Regions from separate parts of the Homo sapiens genome. Here all the other regions are linked to region 1. The links are chromatin loops, found by intact Hi-C in ENCODE. Cell type or tissue: GM12878. All regions are shown on one strand.

Evidence for each region. Peaks named below come from ENCODE experiments on the same cell type or tissue, not always from the same donor. Only the 100,000 strongest peaks of a DNase experiment are listed, where the experiment ranks them.
Region 2: a loop joins it to region 1, with 2.4 times the contacts of the local background. A loop is called at or near these places in 4 of 110 quality-filtered maps.
Region 3: it touches region 1 in a loop (2.9-fold over the local background); 4 of 110 quality-filtered maps call a loop at or near these places.

Annotation. Positions count from the first base shown.
Region 1 is chr7:69,820,483-69,828,482 of GRCh38, forward strand. The region is part of intron 1 of AUTS2 (activator of transcription and developmental regulator AUTS2); the gene reads left to right. Among named protein-coding and RNA genes, the nearest start is that of AUTS2, 230 kb to the left of the region's middle. In GM12878, a CTCF peak has its summit at 4,724; DNase peaks (open chromatin) are centred at 4,159 and 4,956; H3K4me3 peaks cover 4,556 bases; H3K27ac peaks cover 3,450 bases.
Region 2 is chr7:69,895,046-69,903,045 of GRCh38, forward strand. AUTS2 (activator of transcription and developmental regulator AUTS2) reads left to right here. Exons shown (of 19, transcript NM_015570.4): 2 at 4,241-4,453. Among named protein-coding and RNA genes, the nearest start is that of AUTS2, 300 kb to the left of the region's middle. In GM12878, no CTCF peak of the experiment used is centred here; a DNase peak (open chromatin) is centred at 3,376; H3K27ac peaks cover 466 bases.
Region 3 is chr7:69,884,778-69,892,777 of GRCh38, forward strand. The region is part of intron 1 of AUTS2 (activator of transcription and developmental regulator AUTS2); the gene reads left to right. Among named protein-coding and RNA genes, the nearest start is that of AUTS2, 290 kb to the left of the region's middle. RefSeq lists an enhancer at 5,018-5,147. In GM12878, no CTCF peak of the experiment used is centred here; a DNase peak (open chromatin) is centred at 4,774; H3K4me3 peaks cover 567 bases; H3K27ac peaks cover 1,760 bases.

The sequences.
Region 1 (8,000 bases):
TTATGCTAAAGTTTGACAACTCCTGCTTTAGGTTCATCAGTTCCAGGGGGAATAAATGAGTAAACAAGGCACATAGAATTAAGGGCTTCCTATAGGGCACAGCGAAGGAGAGAATAAGGTGCTTTATAGCAGGATGCTAAGCTGGACTGTCAATCATGTGGGAAAGGGGTCAAAGACTGGAAGAGCAGGGATCATCAAGGCAGTGTTTGCTGGGGAGAGAAGTTATTGAGCCAGGTTTTGAGGACTGAATAGGAGAGAAAGAGGTAGAGTAGCATGAATGAGCTCAGATGTGATAGGGAGGGTTCTGTTCCTTCAAGAGCTTAGTTAAGTGTAGTGAAAACACACACACACTCCGGACAAGAAAAATTAATGTAAAATCAACTATAGAACTTAGGCAGGTTTATGAAGAAGAAAATATATTCCTCACAAGTTGGATTCCTGTGAGTTCATCTCTTTTATTACCTCTGGCAATGGTGCAATTAATTGGGGCCAGGGCTCTGCACCTGGAAAGGCTTTATAACGTGAGATTCTCAAGAGGAAGATTTTATTTGCCTAAGGCTACTACTTTAAAAGTGAGAGAGGCACTCATGAAAATTAGGGGTAACTGTAAAAAGTGATAAGCTGCTCAACATAGATTCAGTGCCCAGTATGTATAAAGTGCTGTGTGTATACTGGAGAGAGGGAACTGGAATCTAACTTGGGGATGGGGGTGGATCCAGAGGAGTAGAGATATGAAGAAATACACATTTAAGTCCAGTAAGTTTTTCATGCACCTGTAGTCCTGAGAGGTGAAGCCAGCTGGACGTCCTGGGTCGAGTGGGGACTTGGAGAACTTTTCTGTCAAGCAAGAGGATTGTAAATGCACCAATCAGCACTCTGTGTCTAGCTAAAGGATTGTAAATGCACCAATCGGCACTCTGTAAAATGGACCAGTCAGTGCTCTGTAAAATGGACCAATGAGCAGGACGTGGGCAGGGACAAATAAGGGAATAAAAGCTGGCTACCCCAGCCAGCGGTAGCAATGCAGCACTGATCCCCTTCCATACTGTGGAAGCTTTGTTCTTTCTCTCTTTACAATAAATCTTGCTGCTGCTCACTCTTAGGGTCTGCACCACCTTTAAGAGCTGCAACACTCACCGCGAGGGTCTGCAGCTTCATTGCTGAAGTCAGGGAAACCATGAACCCACCGGGAAAAACAAACAACTCCAGACGTGCCACCTTTAAGAGCTGTAACATTCACCTTGACGTCCAAGGCTTCATTCTTGAAGTCAGTGAGACCAAGAACCCACCAGAAGGAACCAACTCTGGACACAGTCCAAGCTACTCCAGAGGCTGAGGTGAGAGGATCGATTGAGCTCAGGAGGTTGAGGCTGCAGTGAGCTGTGATTGCACCACTGCACTCCAGCCTGGGCGATAGAGTGAGACAGGGTCTCCAAAAAAAAAAAAAAAAAAAAAGTCTAGTAAGTTTTTGTTTTCCTTTAAAGGCAGAGGGGAGCCACTGAAGGTTATTGAGCAGGGAAGTAACAAGATTAGAGTTGTAATCATGAATCTAATTAAAAAATCAGTGACTGGAGGGAAGTAGATGGGTTAGAAGGCTAGTCTAGTTTTAATACTGTGAGGCAGATGAGAAGGGCTTGAACTAGCAGAGTTCTAGAAAAATGGTGATGTAAGCAACAATAGAGTCATATTAGTTAAGGGTGAGAGGGAAGAAATATTTACAATTCACTGTGGACCAGCCACTTATGCCTGTCATTGGTAGAGCTTAACCATCACAATTTTAGCAACACAGAGATTGATTTTTATAGAAGGTCCAAAGGATATGTAGCTTGGAGACATATTCAAGATTTGACTCATGCTGGGTGTTATGGCTCACACCTGTAGTGGCTCACAGCTACCTGGTAGGTCAAGGTGGGAGGACTGTTTGAGCCCAGGAATTGGGACCAGTTGGGCAACACAGCAAGATCTCATCTCCAAAAGCAAAAGATTTGATTCAAGCCTGCCTGCCTGCAAAGCCTGTACCCTTTTTGCTCTAGATTCTAGACTTTGGCGAATAGAATGATACATTTTGTTTATAATTGGACAGTTGTTGATCTTGGCAGAAGTGTTGACTGCTGGGAGGTGTTAAGAGAAAGGAAAAAGCAGCATAAGATATGGAAGTTTGTTTGATGAAACTGTATCTCAAAGAGTTTAAGAGTTTTAGCACAGGACAGATAGAATCTTGCCCCACCCAAGATGATGGAAGAACAAAACAAAGTCTGTGCTGTTTTCTTTGTTAACCAGAGTTGAGAGTGGAGTCCAATCCAATATCTGCCTAGTGGGAGTCTCTTGAGTCCTGATCCCATGAGATCATACATATGGCTGCTACTCCTGTTGTGAGGAAGGTTGCAATTTTAGAAATAAACCTGGAGCTTTTGAAGGTCCTATTTATTACTTCAGCCCACTTACTGCCGAGGTCCCCATGTTTTGCAAGTGACAAAAATAAATCTAAAATGGAAAACTAGGGAGAAGGTGAGAGAAAGTGTCCAGAGAAACTGGGGACTTTGAGTTGTTTGGTCTAAGCTACTTATTTGCATTTTTGTCTCCACTTCCTAGCAAGCATATTGGTACTTAGCAATGGTGGGAGGAAGGCAGAACTGTAAAAAAAACGAAGTCATCATTCTATCCTTACACTTGAGTTTCCTTTCAGCAACCTCTCTCTCCCTTGTCTTTGTCCCGTCTCATAACTTAGGCGTGATGTGCTGCTGTATCTGCCTTGCTGCCTTCTCCTGAGTGGAAGCTGCAGCTACAGTGTTGGTTATTACACCTGGCAATTAGATTGTGCAGGACAGTAGTTGGCTAGGAATGGCATAAGGTTGCATGCCTCGTTAAATCTGAACTCCACTCAGCATAGACTCTTGTAGAAGCAAGGGGGATTTGTTTAGGTAAGGAGCCCTTGAAAGGAGCCTGCTTGTTGAACTGTATGTTGAGCAGCAGTGATGAAAAGATGCCTAAACATGTGTCCCACAGCAGCTACAGTCCATCAGCATTGGACACATTGGTAGATCACCCCTGCTGTTAACACAGGTCTTTTCAGCTTACTCGTTTGTGTACTTAACTGTTGAGTGCTCTTTTAATTAGGGGCGACTAACATCAAAGTACTATAGTTGTGCCGGGCCTGCTAATCAACAGGTTTCACTTATACTGGGGATCACTTCAGCTTTACACCACCATTATCATGACATTGATTTTTCTGTGCACATAAAAGGAAGCACTTACTGAATACAGGAAAAAATCATGATTGCTAGGTGGAAAAAAAAACAAAAAACCAGCAAGAGGAACTCAGTTACCCAGGGAAAATGTAAACGTTTCATATGAACATTGACAGTGAAATGGATTTGATGAGTTTTGAGGTGATTTTGTTAGATACTTTGAGAGAAATTGAGAATTCTGTATTCCGAAGAGACAGCCGGACTTGAAACTCTAGAGGTATGATTTTGACCAAGACCTGAACTTCTCTTTGCCTCAGTTTTTTCATCTATAAAATAGGGTTAGTAATAATACCAACCTCACTGAGATATTGTGAGGATTTTGTGAGATATTGTGAGATTGAATGATTAGCTTAGTCACTGGATGTAAGTACTCAAATTATAGCTATTAATAAGTGTGATACGGCTGGGCACGGTGGCTCACGTCTGTAATCCCAGCACTGTGGGAGGCCGAGGTGGGCGTATCACAAAGTCAGGAGTTCGAGACCATCCTGGCTAACACGGTGAAACCCCATCTCTACTAAAAATACAAAAAATTAGTCGGGCATGGTGGCACCTGTTGTCCCAGCTACTCAGGAGGCTGAGGCAGGAGAATGGCGTGAACCTGGGAGGCGGAGCTTGCAGTGAGCCGAGATCGCGCCACCGCACTCCAGCCTGGGTGACAGCGCGAGATTCTGTCTCAAAAAAAAAAAAATAAGTGTGATACTTAATGTCATAAATCATTGTTATTATTTCTGAGAACTGATATCTTGTGGTCCATTGTTGTGGCAGAAGTATAATTTATATAGGAACCGAAACCAGCCCTCGATTTTTTTTTTTAATCGCCGATCTTGGTTGGGCTTCACTATCATTTTCATCAGCTTCACAACCCCTCAGTTCTGAGAACCCTCCTTGCCATACAAGCCACTGGAGTGTCTGCGTTTCCTTTCTGTGGACATTGTCACCTTTCCCTTCATTTTGGTAAGGCCATGGAAACAGAGCAATCAGATAAAAGACCTGGGCATTTGGCACTTTCATTGGCCATACTTCTCCTTCTGGCTTGAGTTTATATGTGGTTTGGGGTAGTTACTGGTGAAATTGAGCTTTGCAGCTGTCTACTTAATCTGCATTTCCTGATCTGCTTTGGCTGGCAATCAAAAGCTGTATCTATTTCGGAGATTGCGCAATAAGACTTTTAATGACAAGTTAAAAGACAAAGGGTTGGTGGGATTGAACCTTATGCAGAAAATACTTCACTATACTTCGGTGGCTCCTGTTTACTGGTGATTTTGTGTGGATAGTAACTTAAAATCAAGAAACATTTTTGCTAACATATTTCCTGGGCCATTTTAGAAAGAAATTTCTTTATTTAGCCAGTAAGTAGAGCTTTCTTTAGCGTTTACATAGTTATCTTTTTAATATTAATTTTTGCAATCCATATGAATGAGGCCACATGTCCTTTAACAATTTTAGACCTCTTCTGTTATGCATTACTGCCATCTGTCAGTATGAGAGAAAGCTTCCTGGGGCAGAAGGACTTAAAACAATGGTTCTCAACCCTGGGGTCACATTAGAATCACTGGCAGAGCTTTTAAGAAATTTTAGTGCCTGGGCCAGTTCCAGATACATAGTTGCTCTGGGATGGGGCCCAGGCATTGATGTTTTTAAAAAACTCCCTAGGTGATTCTAGGGTATAACTGGGCTGAGAGGCTCTCCTCCGAAAGCACTGTCTTAATGGAAGAACCAGTGGCATGAGAACAGTTCTGCTTTTTCTCAGCAGTAACCTTGTTGTCTTCCATTGCAGTGCTGATTTTGACAATGGAGCCATGCGGTTGTATTTGGGTAGCGGTTTGGAGGGTAACAAGTGTGTCTTTTGTATCTCTGAATCCTCTGCAGCCAGTCTAGTGCCTGGCATATACTAGATGCTCACTATCCTCCACTTCACTTCTTTTGGATGACTAAATAATGGAATGGAGCCCAGATGTACTAGCCTTTTTACTTAATCCCTGAGCCTTTCTCCTTCAGTGGTCCGTAAGGGAGCAGGTCCACAAGCATACACTTTTATTGTTCCAGGAGGAGGAAGACGCCCAGCTTCGGAATGCTTGAGGCATAAAACTGATCCTTGGTTAAGATCAGCAGAGGCTTGCTGTGTGCAACATAAATTGTCAGGTAAAGAAGCAATTAACGTAGTGCCATTTATTTCCTCTTTAAGCATCTAGTCCTTATGAGTGTTGTGGTTCTGCACTCCAACTGGAAACAGGTTCTCTATTGCCCTGTTTTGCTCTTAAACACAGACACCTTTTTCAGTCAAGAGAATTAGGGCCTTTTAAAAACTCTTCTTTCTTTCTTTTCCTTTTTAGGTAGCCCATATTGAATCAGGTCCTGCAGCTATAGTTATTCATGCAGGGAGAATTCTATGAACACAGGGGAGAATGGCCTGGGAGTTTGATAATTTGTTATTTTTTGGTTTGTAGATTGAGAAGTATATTAAGTAAGGATAACCCCTTATAGTTAGTTAGTTATTTTATAGTTTTCCTGTCCAGAAGGTTTTAATCTCTCACACGGCTGTGGACTGGCAAAGTAACTAATTATTGTCTCCAGTTTATGGATAAAAAAATTTAAGATGCGGCAAGGTTAAGTGACCTGCCTAAGGTGATAGACCTGGGCCTTGAATCCACAGCTTTTGACTGTAAATCCCTTCAGTACACTGAGCTTTGGATAGTACTTTTGCTTGGATTAGAACACCCTATAAATGTGACTAATGGCATCTCAGGGTTCTGTCCTGGCTGTCATAGTTGAATCCTTTATTTGCATTGCATGTGCTTGCTTGTGTGTGTGCGTGTGCAACTATTAATATTAAGCATCTTGCCATTTGCCTCTGTAGAGCACAGTTGATAGACGGGAATATACACTTGATGTAGTCAAGAGAGTGTCATCTTTTATTAAGAATTCTGATCTTGCCTCTCCAAAATGCCTACTTTCACTTTTAGTCTATTGTAAGTGTGAATATTTGTGTGTGGTATTTTATTCCTAGGCAAGGTGTTTTTCTCAGTCTATGTTGTGTGTCTAGGATGATAATGTTAAAGCTTAATATATTTAGTTTTGGAAGACTACATTTTTCTGGGGTGGTTTATGAGTTGTTTTCCTTCCTCCAACAAATTATTGAGTGTCTAGTATGTGTTCTATGCTGTCTACCTTTACTTCCATCTCAAGGAAGTCTAGGATAAAAATAACATTGTTTATCTGTGAAGGGATAAAGAGTCAACACCCATTTCATGTCAGCTCTGTCTTTATTAGGCATTTGGCTATTGAGCTTTCTAATTTCTTGACTTTTGGGAGTGTTTCTCCCAGTTACCAGACAGGTCCAGGGTGGGAAATGCTTTCCTTGGGCCCCAGAACTAGCTCATGGAGAGGTGGTTGTAGCTTCTGGGAATTTTGAAAAGAGCCACACCCAGGAATCTGCTTGGACTATGTGTTCTTTCTGTCCTGCCTTTACTCTCCTCTTTTCTCCCTCTTATAAGCAAAGCGTCTTTTTGCTTCCTTGCCCCCAATCCCAGAGAGACTGTTAACTTATGTTTGCATGTAAGGAGAACAGTCAGAGTTAAGGATCTCAAACTCAGGAAAGTGGTTTTTGTACTCAAGAGCTCCCTGTGTGTTTGCGCAGCACACTTACCTCCATCCAGGATGCACTTATCCTGCGTAGATGGATTGTAACCGTGATAGAGGGGGAAAAAGAAGAGGGGAAAAAAAAACCCCTAAAAAAACCCTGGATTCTGAAGATGGCTGCAGTATATTCTTCAATAGAAATTTGAAGCATGAAGTGGATTTTAGAACACCACATGAAGCTCTTCTTACTTAAAACACAAGAACTTAAAACTTGGCCAGGGGAAAGGTGTAGGGAGGTGGAGAAAAGCACTCCTTCCATTTAAGGGGAAGTAAGCACTTGACTTCATCAATTGTGGTTAAGATAAACAAAGCTTATCTTTTTGGTTGGCATCAGAAGGGGCATTTAAAGTCTCATGAAATGAGAGAAGGGTTGTTCTGTTCCTTATTTACTGTACTTGAACGGAGTCACTGAAAACCTTGATGGGATGTCTCTATGACTGCTCATTCCTAGTTGTCTGCAGCACTGTGGCCAGTGAATATGCTGGTTCCCACAGAGGAAGGCCCACAGCATGGTTTCCTTCCTCTTCTTTTAATTTTGCCTCGTGTCTTTTGTAGACGAGAGTGCTCTGCAGTAATTCTTTTGTAGAAACTGCCATGCCTCAAATCACATTACATAATACAGGCTGGGGACCAGCATTCCGTGAGGACTTGATCAATGGGTTGGGAAACAAGGTTGATAGCATTGCTGTGGAGGAGATGTCAATGCGAATTTGTCAGCTCACCTCACATCCTTGCTTGCAGAACTTTGATTTTATTTAGGTGTTCACTTCCATGTGGACTTGAGTTCAGGGGGGTACATCTTGATTAGTCTATTCCAGTCATTATATTTCTACTCCTTGTCAGTGATGGGCTTAGGAAGGTCCAGGTCTGGCTGGCTGGACATGAGGGGAAATCTTGTGTGGGCACTTCTAGAAAACGTTTCCTTGATTTTGATGAAGAGAAGTATAATTTCTATCTGGTTGTTGTCTGCATGTGGTGCTTTGAAATTGGCAGTTGCCATCTTTGAACCGTGAGCCAGCGTAAGAGGACAGGCCCACATGCAGGGGACAGCAAAGCTGTACAAAAGATAGATACTATCTTTGATGATATTGTGGAGCTGTTGAATTGATC
Region 2 (8,000 bases), 75 kb after region 1:
AGGTTTCCTTAAGGAAGTTCTTAAATTAGTGCTACTGGTTGGTTGGTGGTGGAGGAAAGCATTGGTGGGTGTATATTTACAAACAATTACACAGGCATGTAGTCATGTACACAACTCTTGTGACTGTTGATAAGATGATTAGTTTATGATCAGTCTTTGTCTTTGATTCTTAATGCTTATAATGGATAGTTTTTGTCATTTTTCTCCAAGACAGTCTGAAAAAATTAAATAGTTATTTTACTTTATAAATGGTAAGCAGTCAGTACCTGTTTATAGAGGGAATGAACAAAGAGTGGTCTGGTTTATTCAGGATTTGTACCAAAAAATCTATATAGTAATTTATAAATAAAGGTAGATCTTTGAAAAAAATAAAGATAATCTCTAGTCTCTGAAAATATAAACCTGTTACATAATAAAAAGTTGTTATAGACTCTTCATTTCTTCTTACCTCTTAAGCCACCACCTCTAGACACACTTTGATCCTCTCTCTCTCTTCTTCCCCCCCCCCGAGTGGAAAATCTCAATATTAATTGGAGCTAAGATGATTGTACTACTGCTGCTAAGACTTCAGCAGGTCTCTTACAAGCTAATGTCACGGCATGGGGTCCATTTGCTCTGTGTAGCTATTCTGCAGTGCAGTGAGAATTCCTTGATTAATATGCTACATGAAAATAAAATGGATTTGGAAAAAATTATAGCATACTCTCATAAATATTAATTCACATTTGTATGGAATTACACATAATTTTCAATATACTTTGGAAGCACCTTCAGTATGAAAGATTTGGTCTCCAAAGAGAATGGCATAATTTTTTTAAAAGCACAGTGGATACATTATTAAGCATCATTTGTTTATTAATCTGATCCTCTACATGCATATGATGCAGGGCAGTAGGTGGGTTGTGTGACAAAGAAAGGAGCTTTATACCCTGTGGGGAGTTTTTATATTACACTTAGAAGTGGTACAATTTAATCACATTATATAGAAGCAGCCCATGATGGAACTCACCTGGCTCCCTCTGCTAGTGTTGCCATTATTCCTGAGTGTCTCTTTATGGCAGCTATTTTGGTTAAATGTGAGACTAAACACAGAACATTTTTGAGCTGAGCAGATGCCTGGCATAGCTGACTGAGGTTGTGGACACTGGACAAAGGAATTCAATTCAGCAGCCATTCATTGAACATTTACTATGTGTTAGGCATAGCATGCAAGGCTGTGAAATCAATGGCCATGTGCGCTTGCTTTGATCTCGACTTGTCCCCTGAAACACTTTTCACCACATCCTCATTGCCTCAGGAGAGCTACCTCTCCGATGGCAGAGGGTTAATCGTCTGCAGTGGTAGCAGCTGGAAGTTAGGCCAGAAGCTGCTTATTTGCCTTGTGGACTGTTATCTTTGATATCTTCTTACTCTTAAGGATAAGGCCTTTCCCCTTTTCTGGGGTTTCTTGCTGTTTGCTGTGATCCTTCGTGTATACCAGCAGTGCACACTAGATTCCTTGGTTTCCTGCTTCTATCACCCTTTCTGGCTTGCTACACTGTATGTTAGAGACAGCTTAGACTATTTTAAAGTCAGTATTGTGCTTTATAGGTTTGGATGTTTTAACTAGTTGACTCCTTTATTTATGTATTTATTGACTAATACATTGGCCACCTACTATTTGCCTGGTTTATGTGAAGTACTTATGTGAAGCACTGGGATTACTGAGATGAACTACTTAGTCCCTCCCCTCTTTCACATTCTTTCAAGAGATTATGCACCCAGCTGCCTCAAGGCCTTTGCACAAGCTGTTCTCTCTGTTCAGCCTTTCAGATCTAGGTCAAATAGCAGTCATTTTCTCAGCTCTAACCCTCTCCTCTGGACTATATCATTTCCCTTAGTTTTAGCACCCATAACCTATCCTTTAGCGTTGTTAACTCAGTTTGCAATGATATATTTGTGTGATTTGATTAGTATTTGTCCTGTAAATTCTAGGCTCTATGAGGGTGGTGACTTTTCCCCACACCATTATCATCCTAAACATAGGTCAGTGCTACATTGGTACTTGGCATGTACTGGGCACACAAAACATAATTGTTGAATGAGTGAAGACCTGAGAATAGAGTACTTTGTATTACAAGAAAGGTCTCCCTGAGTGGGCAACACTGCTAAGAGTCACTGAACTAGAAAAGGGAGGAGTGTGTAAGAGAGGCCTTTTGAGGCCAAGGCAAATCAGTGTAAAGGCCTGCGTTAGTTTGTCCAGGCTGCATTAGCAAAATGTCATAAACTGAGTAGCTTATAAACAAGAAACATTTATTTCTCACAGTTCTGGAGGCTGGGAAGTCCAAGGTGGAGGCACCAGCAGATTCTGTGTCTGGTGAGAGCTTGTTTCTCATGGATGGTACCTGTTCTCACATGGTAGAGGGGCAAATAGACTCCCTTAGGCCCTTTATAAGGGCACTAATCCCCTTCATGAGGGTTCCACCCTCATGATCCAGTCAACTCCCAAAGTCCCCCATCTCCTGGCCAACATGGTGAAACCCCGTCTCTACTAAAAATACAAAAAAAAAAAAAAACAAAAAAAATGGCTGGGTATGGTGGCAGGCATCTGTAACCCCAGCTACTCGGGAGGCTGAGGCAGGGAATCGCTTGAACTGGGGAGGCGGAGGTTACAGTGAGCCAAGGTCGTGCTGTTGCACTCCAACCTGGGCAACAAGAGCGAACTCTGTCTCAGAAAAAAAATATATTCTGGGGAGACACAAACATTCAGATCATAACAAGGCTCAAGGTCTCAGACTAATAGGAATGGCTGATTTGGGGAGAGATGTCAGGGAGTACCATGCATGTAAAGTTGGGAGTGCTGGGATATTGCAGCAGAACAGTGAGAAAATTGGATGTGAAAGGGAGGAAAGAGAGCGGTATTTTAAGGAGAAATGAGTAAAAGGAAATTTCTATTTTGGTTTTGTTTTATTTTTAAATGTACATTTAGATAGTAAAAAATTTAATTGTTCATTTAAAAATAACTAAAATAATATAATTGGATTGTTTGAAATACAAAGGATACATGTTTGAGGTAATGGATACCCCATTTACCCTGATGTGATTATTACACATTGCATGCTTGTATCAAAACATCTTATGTAAGTCATAAATATATATGCCGACTATGTACCCCAGAAATGAAAAAATTTTTAAAAAGTTCATTTAGGACTGCAGAAACTGAGGAAGTGTGGTAAGGCTTCATGAGGGGGATTTTCTGTGTAAGAGGATTAGATCCACTAGTTTCCAAATAACTGAGTGCCAAAACATTTTCATTTTATTGCTTAGTGTGTGCATCATTTCTCACAGGGCAGAGGATATTTGCATGTATGTGGTTTGTTTGATGTTCTGAGAGCCCATTTTGCACGTGGTCTCAGAGTTGTAGTGACTTACTCCACTTCTGATAATGAATAATGTCAGTGTCCGGACACTAAAAGCCCAGTCTGTTGGAACCTTGGTGTGTACTGAGCTGCCTGGAGGCACAGAACTCTTATCAGGTCATGTGGCCTGAAATGCTTACCTGTAGTTTCTACAGATGCAGTTCCCCATTCAAGGACATTGATTTCCCATTTCCTACCCACCTCCCCTCATCCCCAACCACACACAGGAATAAATTAAAAGTTGCTGTTGATCTTGGTGATAATATTGTTGTTACATTTTGCAAAGAAAATGGAAATAAAGGATGCTTAGAGGAACATGTAAAAAAATATAATGCATTAAGGAAACATTTTAATCATATGAATAGACAGTTCTTTCTTGCTGGCTCACATCCACCTGGACCTGATAAATTCAGTTGGGTGCTATTTCTTTTGAATTGAGCATGCACTTAGTGCTCATTTTCTGAAACATAATTGATGTACCAACTTGGGAAATGAGTGTATTGCACTTCCTTGGGGAAGGTCATTGTGTGCTGGACCCAGCACCAAATCGAACAGAAAGCTGCTATCCCAGGGAGCAGTGAAATCACTTTTGATGCATATACTTGTGTTTTGTTTAGTTTTCTGCCCAGTAATAATAGAAAGGATATATATATTTGTGATGGCATTAAGGATTCAGGAAAATTGAGAAGCCATGTTTCTTAGTTTTGGGTCTTCTCATATCCCACTTTCCTATCCCTCTCCCACTTAGTAGTAACACCCTTTAGTATTTAGCCTATATTTTGGGTGTGACCCTAGATACCTTTGTAACCACCACTTCCCTTTCCTTCTCTTCTTTTCTACAGAAAGATGTAGCACTTAAGCCTCAGGAACGTGTGGAGAAACGCCAGACGCCCCTGACCAAGAAGAAACGAGAAGCACTTACCAATGGCTTGTCCTTTCATTCAAAGAAGAGCAGACTCAGCCACCCACACCACTACAGCTCAGATCGAGAAAATGACCGCAATCTCTGCCAGCACCTTGGGAAGAGAAAGAAAATGCCGAAGGCACTCAGACAGGTGAGGAAGCTTGGGTTCGCTCTTTCCTGTGGCGGCAAAATCCCTTCCTTAGGTGCTTCCTCCACTGTGGTTTTTCGTAACAGGTGGAGAAGATATCCTTGGTGGGATGCTGAAGTGGTTGTCCAACAAAGCTGTGTGCGTGCCTTTAAAAGAATCTAAAACCCAATCTCAGCTCTTTCTATGAGGATTTGAAACTTCAGCATGGTGCCCTTTCAGTCAGATGTGCTTTATGCAACAAAGCTTGATGCTAAGTGGTACTGGTATTTAGGGCAGACCTGTCTTAACAGTTGTCAAGATGGACTGGCTTGCAGGGGAGAGATCTTTGCAATTAGGATAAATGGAACAGGTGGATTTCATCACATACATTGTGCATCTCATGGTTCTAAGGTGCTAAAATGATTGCCTGTGTGTGAGAAATGCCTTGCTAAGATTTATATTTTCCGGGGAAGCTCAGATATTGTGGCATCTGGGAGGGCAATGGCAAAAAATGAATTTGCCTTTTGGTGTCTTAGTTGTTCTCCATAGGCTATAATTCAAGACTATCTTTGTGATCTGTTGATTGTATGAACGTCTGATAATGAGGCTTACTGGCCTGTTAATAATTAGGTTTCAATGATCCACAAGAAAGTATGGCTCTTGGCATTTGGGAAGCCTTTCTGCCTGTGGAAATCCCCACATGAGATGGATTAATAATGAGATATGAAGCTGTTTATAGCAGTTTTTCTGCACAAATCCAGAGGCTTCAGTGCCTGTCAAGTTAGTTACCTGTGTCCTGGGTGTGTTTTATTTATTTTTGGCAGGACCATTGGGTAGGATTGACTATCACTGAAGAAAGCAGAGGAAGGAATTGTGGTGTACAGAGCAGGTGCTGCTAATTAGAGGTGGAATAGGTAATTTTTGGTTTGCAGATGTTTCTCTGCAGAGGCAGGGAGATCTGGGATCAAACAAAACAATGGTTCCCAAACCACACAGATCTTGAGAATCATATAATGAGAGCTACTAAACCTAAATTTCTGGCCCCTCTTTAGGACCTAATGACATTTGTAGTTTTAGAAAGTTTCCTATTTGAAAACAGTCAGCCTGGTTGGAAGTCACTCTTACAAAGAATCAAGAGTGTATTTGGGTGATGGTTTTTAGTTAAAAGATTGGAAAGATCAAAAGCCTCAATATGATGTAGTGGGCAGTTTGGTGTCAGAATTCTGCCTTATACGTAGTGAAGCATATAATCCTGGTAAAACATCTGGGGTGATGGGTTTCAGATGGACCCAGAAGGCTTCCAAGGTAATGCCTAAATCTGACAACCAGCACAGTGTTTCCAAAGGTACACTTGTGTCCTGAAACGCCAGACTGGAGTTATAATAGTAATTATTAACATTTACCTAATGCATACTATGCTACATTCAGTGAGGGAGTTTTTATAGTATAACCTATAATTTGTACAACAACCCTGCCTAGTAGGTAATATCATGGTTACTTAACAGCTATGGAAACGAGGGCTCAAAGAGATAAAGTGACTTGTCTGAGGCCTTGTCAATGAGGGAAGGAGCCAGGGTTTAGACCCAGATATCTCTAGTTCCGTGGTTTGTTCTGTTTTCCATATTTAGATGAAGTTTTATTTATTTTTTTCTTGATAGGGAGTTGGGGAGAGGGAGGAAAGCCTAAGTTCTATAAAAGGTGATGTTCCTGTGGTATTTGTGACTCCTAACTCATGCCTCTGTGTGAGATATGTGAGAAAAGTAATTAATCTCAGTGGAGAGAGATTGCAATGTAACCACCCCCCTCTCCCTCAGGCCCCCGCCCCAGCAGGGTAAGAAGGAAGCCTTCTTACTCTGAGTTAACACCAAGCTGCGGATCCTCATCCTTGAATCTTTTTCTTCTAGACGTGATCTGACTTTTCTATTCTGTGTCCTCAGAATTATTCTTTGTATTTCTTTCTACTTCTTCGAGACTTTCAAGGTCCTCTGGTGACAGAGTTTTATGATCGGAAAAGAAGACTAAGACGTAACACATCTTAAATTTGAGTAGCTTTTGGTCTTAATGGCCAACTCTCTTGTACTAATGGTATTTGAAATCAAAGCTATCTTTGTTTTAGGTAACATATTTGAAAAGCAAGTATTTTGACTCTTTATGAATCATGGAGAAGGAAAGCATGAATTGTATCTTTGGCCCTATGTAAAACTTTTAAAAACAAGGAGTATTTTCTTACCTTCAGTGTTGATGCCAAAATATGTTATCCAATCAAGTGTTATATTTCTAGTAAGAAGGAATGCAGAAGGTGATAATTGAGATAAGGCCATAATACTTCTCATTTTTAATATTCTTAGAATCACTTGTGCTATTATGAAATCCCAAACAAGTCACCATCTGGTAACAGCCCATCTGGAAAATGAAGGGCTTGGACTTGAATGTTTCTTAGGCTCCTCCCTCTGGGTCCCATAGTTTTTTAAATTTATGAATAACACAAATACAGTGTTGTAAAGGTCTGTAAAGGAGTCTGTAGGTCTGAAGGTAATGCCGTTTTGGAGTCAGTCTGTAACTGATAGGCTCTGTGAAGACATTTATTTATTTTTAATGTTTTTTTTTCTTTAAAATTTTGTTTTCATGTAATATGAAGACATTTAAAGGAGAAGGGTAAGATGCATTTATAGTAGGAGGGAGGGGAGTGGTCCATTGTGTGTCAGTCCAGACAACTGCCATCTGTTATGTGATCATTGGTAAAAGGTGACACATGAGTGTTTAATGACCATAGTAGATGTTCAAAAAGCTTGTCTGAAGAATACTCGTGATTGCTTTCCTATCATCCTAGATGCCTGTAAATATCACAATTACTTTATCGCCTGCGTTTGCCTCTTATCAGGTAAAGAAACTGAATCTGACCATCTTAGCTGGGAGGGGACCTTGAGATGAGAGTGAGCTTTGAGGAGCATTTCTACATTAATGGATTGTCATTTAGTGCCTGTTATTGAGAACTACAGATGAAATAGGGAAGAGGCGAGAACTTAGTCTTTATTTCTGACTTGGTTAGAATGAATTAGGTTTGCATCTTATTAGGAAATGGTACTTCCTGAGCAGACAACTTAATGCACAGCTTTCCTGTAATTATGGGAAGATGTTACTCCTTAGTAGAGAGGAAAGAATAGGATTTTTTTTTCTGAGACTCCGTTGAAGGCAACTGATCTTTTTACTCGGAGGGTGCAATTATAATACTTTTATAGGAAAGATGTATAGTTCTAAAACCAAACTGCTTATTCTTTCACTTGCCTGGTTGTAAAACCCAAGTTCTTGTGATGTTTTTCCATACTACCAAAAGAAAGCTTTTAAACTGACACTTATTTGTTGGATTATGTTTTTAAGTATAAATACATACTGCCTTAGAAGATGCTGAGGTGGCACCTGTCTTGGCAAATGGTTGCACTTTTTGATATGAGAAATTTGAATACTTTTCTTACTTCCCAAAGGGGTTAAAATTATGAAGAAATCAATAAATTACCTCTTATACAACTCTTATACAAAATAGCGCATGTCTTTCTGACCTCTGTAAATGAAC
Region 3 (8,000 bases), 64 kb after region 1:
CTTTCAAGTCAATGTAGTAGCCAACTGAAAGGACAGTCTCTTTTCTTGCCTCAACCGTAATTGTAGGGTCTAATTTATTCTCACTGCAGATATAGCTTGAGGAGTTTATTTGGTCTATGTCTCAGGTCAGTGGGTATATCTTAAGCACTTTTCTGTGTCTCTGAAAACCTGCAGGATAGTTTGTTTTATTTTTACCTATATGATGCCAAGGGAAAGAAAATTCTGTCTGGATAAATCCTGAAATAGAAGACTGGGGGTGAAGATTGAGAGAGAGGGAAGGCAAGTACAGAGTCATAGCTGTGTGAACAAGCTCTAAGACTTGGAAAACTTTCCATGAAACCCATATATGTTTCTCATGTAGTGATAGGTTATTTGCAATATGTGTTGAACAGGAATTTCTACTTTTTGTGCCGCGAGTATTTATAGCTTTCATCATTATTCATTAATATTTATTGAGTCACATAGGCAGAACATATGGAATTCAGGGTCTAGAGTATATTTACAGCTTCTTATTTTTTTAAGGTCAGAAAGGTGTCATTCCCTGCCACTTTTCACCTCTTAAATAAATCGGTGAAGGTTGTCAATTTTACAGAAAAGCCAAAGCTTTTATTTTCTGTCTAGATTTTTATTGACAATGTGAATTTTTCAGAAGGAGTTCGGCTATTTGACTTAGGAGGCATAGCCTTTCCCTAATTACACTTCGGTGGGGAAGTGGAGGTGCACAGAAGGATTTTTATAATGAGACAATACTAAACTGTAATTTAAAATTTCCTTCCAACAAAAGACCCTAATCTTGGCACTTAGAAATAAATCTGTAATGACGTGGTGTTAGGCAGTGGAAGCAGGATTAGAGCCAAGGGACTCTGGGTGTGTTGCCAGTTGCTGATTTTCTCACTTTGGAAAGTCACTTGTTTACCCAGCCTTAGTTTCCTCATGTATAAAATAAAACTGATGGTGCCTGCTTAGAGAGCTATTAGAGAATTCAATGAGGTGATTATTTTAAAAGATACTGTAAACTTTTTCCAATGCTGAGTTGTTGTGCAGACATTAATGGTTATGAAAAAGATAAATTAGTCCTCGCTTTATATTCAGAAATGGTCTGACCTTTCAGTAAATTATGTTTAGTTCTTAAATCAAAACCCAGTTAGGACAAGAGAGCTTGAAGAGTACGTATACATAAGAGAAGTCTCACAGAGATATTTGAAAGGCTGGAAAATGTGCTCTGGAGGCAAACCCTCCACTGAATTGATGAATTCTAAGTTACATCTGTTGATATTTTTTGTGTGCTAAATAGCCTCCCAGTATGGTAACATTAGAGAGGCTGAAGGAACCTAAGAGGAGGACCCTACATTTATAGGTATTGAGGTAGATTGGTCTCTGCCCTTGAGAAGCCAATCAAAATTAGGTTGAGAAAGGATGTAGCAATTGTTCGTGGAATACTAATAGGCATATATGCACTTGTTCATGTTGATTCTCTATGTCACTGCTCTGTAAGAGAAGGAATGCCTGCACATCTTCAATAGGAAGTTGACAACAGTTTCTGGAAAGTTGGAAGAAAGTTACAGAATTATTCCTTTAGTAGTAATTATTCCATAGTTCTCTAGAAACATGACAAAACCTCTTGAAAAACTTGAGTCATAAAAGGACTGCCTCACATATATACACACACTTCCTGATATGCTGTGTAAAACTGCGTTTATATTCAGAGCCACATAACACAAATTTTGCCAGAAGTTGCTTTTTATACCACTGAATAGCTCTAAACTTTAAATTGTCTTTCATAAAATTGTTTCTTGTCTGCTGAGTGGACAGAATGTCTCTCTCTTCCCCACCCTTCATATCATTTTGTTTTCCTAAATGGGCCACTCTGTGAAGTAGTTCTTTACTTCTAGCCACCACCCCTGCCTCTAGAACAATGCAACCAACCTTAACCAAAGTCACATATCAAGAGTTCTCTGCTGCCTGTTAATGCAGATTTGACTTCTTTGTGTGTGTGTGTGTGTGTGTGTGTGTGTGTGTGTGTGTGTGTGTGTCAGGGTCTCATTCTGTCACCGAGGCTAGAATGCATTGGTGTGATCATGGCTCACTGCAGGCTCAGTCAGTCCTCCTGCCTCAGCCTCCTGAGTAGCTGGGACTACAGGCATACGCCACCACACCCAGCTAATTTAAAAAATATTTTTCTGGAGACTGGGTCTCACTCTGTTGCCCAGGCTGGTCTTGAACTCCTGGGCTTAAGCCAGTCCACCTGCCTTGGCCTCCCAAAGTGTTGGCATTAAAGGCATGAGCCACCGTGCATAGCCAGATTTGACATCTTAAAAGCCAGAGCTAGACATACTTATTGATTGTCTTCCTGGGGCCAGGTGCAGTGGCTCACGCCTGTAATCCCAGCACTTTGGGAAGCCGAGGCGGGTGGGTCACTTGAGGTCAGGAGTTGGAGACCAGCCTGGCCAACATGGTGAAACCCCGTCTCTACTAAAAAATACAAAAAATTAGCCGGGCATGGTGATGTATGCCTGTAATCCCAGCTACATGGGAGGCTGAGACAGGAGAATCATGTGAACCCGGGAGGTGGAGGTTGCAGTGAGCTGAGATTGTGCCATTGCACTCCAGCCTGGGTAATAGAGCAAGACTTCATCAAAAAAAAAAAAAAAAAAAAAGTAATGGAAACTCAGAGAAGGTTGCTGAAGGGAAGCTAGAAGGCCTCCTCCAGGACAGAGAAGTAATCATTTTACACTTATCACTTACGGTAACTACAATAGAATCAGTGAGCTAGTTGCTGAATACTTCTAGAGACATTGTTCACTTAAAGTGAAGGTGTGATAGTATGTGAATACCTGGGGAAGAGAAGAAAGCGAAACATTTTTAGGAAAGAAAAGGAAAGTATGTGACTTATTACTAATCAGGATCAATTTGAAGATCTGAATAGATTTTCACTGGCTAATCAGAGTTATTCTGTGGAATATCTGCAACCTCTGCAACCACTTTTGATTTTTCTGTGAATAGTGAGGTACTGAGATCCAGTAAATTATAATTTGGCCTTGATATCAAGCCATGAAAAAGATGTTTAGAACTAACATTCATTGGCCTCTTTCATTTTTTTTTCTCTTGGGGTTAATAAGGCGATTTATGTTATTTCTAGGCATCTGTTCATCCCCTCTTTAGCATATAGGGGAATAGAAATGGTTTATCCGGGATATGGATGTGGTAATGTGTCTTAGTCTGTTTTTGTGTTGCTACAAAGGAATACCTGAGGCTAGGTGCAGTGGCTCATGCCTCTAATCCCAACACTTGGGGAGGCCAAGGCGGGAGGATCGCTTGAGGCCAGAGTTAGAGACCAACCTGAGAAACATAGCAAGACCTTGTCTCTACAAAAAAGTAAAAATAAAAACAAGAAAAAGGAATACTAGATGCTAGTAATTTATAAGGAAAGGAGGTTTATTTCACTCATGGTTCTGCAGACTGTACAAGAAGAATGGTGCTGGCATCTGCTTGGCTTATGGTGGAGTTCTCATGTGGCTTCCACTCATGATGGACGGCAAAGGGGAGTCAGTGTGTGCAGAGGTCGCATGATGAGAGAGGAAACAAGAGGATGGGGGGAGGTACCAGTCTCTTTTTAACAACCAGCTCGTGTGGGAACTAACAGAGTAAGAACCTCTCTTAGTTCTATTAGAGTTCGACATGAGGGAGGGCATTAATCTATTTATGAAGGATCCAATCCCATGACCCAAATAGCTCCTCTTAGGCCCCACCTCCAACATTGGGGATATATATATATATATATATATATATATATATGTATGGTTTTTTAAATTATTATTTTTTTGGAGACAGTCTCACTCTGTCACCCAGGCTGGAGTGCAGTGGTGCGATCTCGGCTCACTGCAACTTCTACCTCCTGGGTTCAAGCGATTCTCCTGCCTCAGCCTCCCGAGTAGCTGGGACTACACCTCCACGCCTGGCTAATTTTTTGTATTTTAGTAGAGACGGGGTTTTACCATATTGCCCAGGCTGGTCTCGAACTCCTGAGCTCAGGCAATCCACCTGCCTTGGCCTCCCAAAGTGCTAGGATTACAGGCATGAGCCACCAGGCCCACCCATTGGGGATATTTCAACATGAGTTTTGGAGGGGACAAATAAACTATAACAGAAATAATTAGATAATGTGTTTGAAAGTCTTGGATGGAAGTCCGAGAGGGGAAGAGTGATGGAGTAGTACAATTCATAGCATGGCCCAACAGCTTCAGAATGAGAGGACATTCAGGGCATCCTAATTTCACAAGTTCATTCTCCTTTAAGTTTTTGTTTTTAGAAATGGGCTCTTGCTTTGTTGCCTAGGGTTCTCAAACTCCTGGGCTCAAGCAGTTGTCTAGCCTCAGTCTCCCAAGTAGCTGGGACTGCAGCCATGCACTACCAGGTCCAGTTCTAATTCATTCTTTTATAAACAGGTTACTGTGTGTCCTCTACTCTGTTCTCTGCTAGGAATTCTGGCATGATGAAGTCATAGCCATTGTCCTTATGGAGGTAATTCTGAGTATTACCAGGAAGATCCAGTTACCAATATTTTGATACACTGTAATAAGTACATTAATTCTTTTCCTATCTTTTGCATACAGTGCTTAATCAAAAAATGAATAATGGTTGTTTCAACTTACTTTACCATCAGCAGTGTGCAGTGGTTCCCATTTTTCCACACCCTCACTGACAAGTACCTCTTGTCTTTTTGATAATACCCGTCCTAACAGGTGCAAGATGACATCTCATTGTGGTTTTGATTTGCATATTCCAGATGACTAATGAGCACATTTTCATGTACTTGTTGGCTATTTGTATGTCTTCTTCGGAAAAATGTCTAGTCAGATTTTTTTTAAAAAGAACATATTACATGTAAAAAGAATAATGGTTAATTAAAGCAAGTATCATTAGAATTACACATCCTCTCAAATGTGTGCGTGTGTTACTTTAGTGGATTAGATTTAAGTGGGAGAAAAAGCAATCGAAATTTGAGTGTTCTGCTTGTCTTTCTTCAGTTAGCATACCAGGCTTCTGCCCTTGGAGAGGCCTGAGAATTGTGTGGTGCTAGTTTCTCTTCTGGCTGCCATTACACTATCTTCTGTTGTATGGTTCTTTTTGCCTTTTTGGACTCGTCCTTTGTGTACGTTATTGCCCTAAGCCCTCACTGATGAGATTTTCTGCCTCAGTCATGCTGTGCTCAGCTTTCAGAATGTTGTTGTTACGGAGGAGTTAATTTTTTTTTTAAGGTTTCCTTTTCGTCATGCTGTATTTCTCAGATTATCTGGAGGGACTGTAATCCAATTTTAGGAATCCTTCAGGGCTGAGAGCCTAAACTGTTTTAAGCAATAGCATCTGGTTGCCAGGGACTCAACTACTTTGAGCGTGTTAAGGTCTAACGGCAGCCAACTCTCAATTATCTGTGGGAATGGGAGACTCCTGGGATGTTTTCAATTCACAGAGTGTGCAAAAATCTCACTTAAACGGATAGTCGTGACCTCATCCCACAGCTGAGTTTAGGAGAGCTTCTCAGTGTGTGGTTTTGTTTTCTTTTTGTTTTGTTCTCTTCTCACCTTTGACAGTGGCACTGCAGCATTGACAGGTGCCTTTTATATGTTGAATTTATCTGTACCTGATCTATTTTTTTAAACCTTGTCCCTCTCATCTTTATTTAGATTCCATATGTGTATCATTATATACATTAAGTATGTTTTAATAAACTGCCTCAATTCTTTTACATTTTAGGAGCAGTAAAATTTATTTATATTTTCTTTCTTTGCTTATTGGCTAACGTGCTCATGGGAGGGGATGTAGCCAAACAGTAATCAGGCTACCAGATAGAAAGATAAGAAAACTTTACAAAAGGTTAGCCTCTGAATAATAATTGAGAACTGGCTGTTAAAAATGAAAAAAAAAAAAAAATACGAACTCTACCTTGTCACTGAAAATGAGGTGAAGGCCAGGCAGTGCTCCTCAGTCAAGACATTCGTGTTCACAACTGAGTTGTCTCCAGTGGAAATTTCATGGCTACTTTATGGCCTAAAGCCAGTGCTCCCAGACGTGGTCATCCCTTGGTTTTAGGATTCTAAAAGATGAGTTTCTTTTAATGAAAACTGAATGTAATCTAGTTGTTAGGGATAATTATATGCCAGTTGTGCATGACGGCAAGGGCCCCTGGTTTTTAAAAACCAGCTTTATGGAGGTATAATTTACATTCCAGTAAACTGCACAAACTAACAATATACAATTTGATGAGTTTTGACATGTGTATATACCCATGAAACCACTGCCACAATCAAGACAGCGAACATGTTCACCCCAAAAGTTTCCTTATGTCCCTTTATAATCCCTTCTTCCTATCTCTCCCAGGAAGCCACTAGCCTGCTTGCTGTTGCTATCAATTAGTTCATATTTCCTAGGATTTTATATAAATGGGATCATACATAATATAATCTTTTCCGTCTGATTTCTTTCACTTGGCATACTTATTTTGAGACGTATTCATGCCACCTGTATCAGGAGGTTATTTCTTTTTATTGCTGAGTAGTATTCCATTGATTGGTTACAACCACAGTTTGTTTATCCATTCATCTATTGATGTACATTTGGGTTGTTTGCAGTTTTAGAAGCATTGCACATCTGCTAGGAGCATTCATGTGTAGCTCTTCATGTAGACATGTACTTTAATTTCTCTTAGGGAAATACCTAGGAGTAGAACGGTTGGATCATATGGTCGGTGTACTTAGAACTTTTAAAGAAACTACTAAACTTTCTTCCAAAGTGGTTGTGCTGTTTCATATTCTCACCAGTAGTGTATGTATGAGCATCCTCTGCATCCTTGCCCACTCTCGGTAGGGTCATTCTTTCTTATTTCAGCCATTTTATATGTATGTAGTGGTATCTCATTGTGGTTTTAAGTTGTATTTCCCTAATGACTACTGATGTTAACTATTGTTTTATGTATTCATTCACTTTCCAGACAGATATCTTTTTTTTTTTTTTTTTTTTTTTTTTTTTTTTTTTTTGAGATGGAGTATCTCTCTGTCATCCAGGCTGGAGTGCAGTGACACAATCTCGGCTCACTGCAACCTTTGCCCTCTGGGTTCAAGCGATTCTCCTGCCTCAGCCTCCGAGTAGCTGGGATTACAGGTGCATGCCACCATGCCCAGCTAATTTTTTTGTATTTTTAGTAGAGACAGGGTTTCACCCGTTAGTCAGGATGGTCTCGATCTCCTGCCTTGTGATCCATCTGCCCTGGCCTCCCAAAGTGCTGGGATTACAGGCATGAGCTGCCACACCTGGCCCCAGATATCTTCTTTAGCAAAGTATCTGAATCTTTTGCTTATTTAAAAAATTGGGTTGTTTCCTTTTTTAGTTTTGAGAATTTTTTTTTTTTTTTTTTTTAAGATGGAATCTTGCTCTGTCGCCCAGGCTGGAGTGCAGTGGTGCAATCTCGGCTCACTGCAACCTCCACCTCCTGGGTTAAAGCGATTCTCCTGCTCAGCCTCCTGAGTAGCTGGGACTATAGGCGCGTACCACCACACCTAGCTAATTTTTGTATTGACCAGGCTGGTCTCGAACTCCCGACCTCAGGCAATTTGCCTGCCTTGGCCTCCTAAAGTGCTGGGATTACAGGTGTGAGCCATCACACCTGGCCCAAGAATTTATTAAATTAATATATTCTGTATACAAAACTTATCAGATACACATTTTAAAAAATATTTTTCCATTCTGTGGCTTATCTATTTATGTATCTTTTACTCTCCTGGTAACTCACAGAACAGTCACTTTATTTTCTTGACAGTATCTTTTGAAGAGCAAAATTTTAATTCTTGAAGTGTAATTTATCAATTTATTCTTTTATGGATTATGCCTTTGGTGTCATAGTAAGAAATCTTAGCTTAACCCAAGATTACAAGAGTTTTCTCTTAGAAATTTTATGGTTTTAGGTTTTACATTCAGGTTTATAATATAGTTTGTGTTAGTTTTTT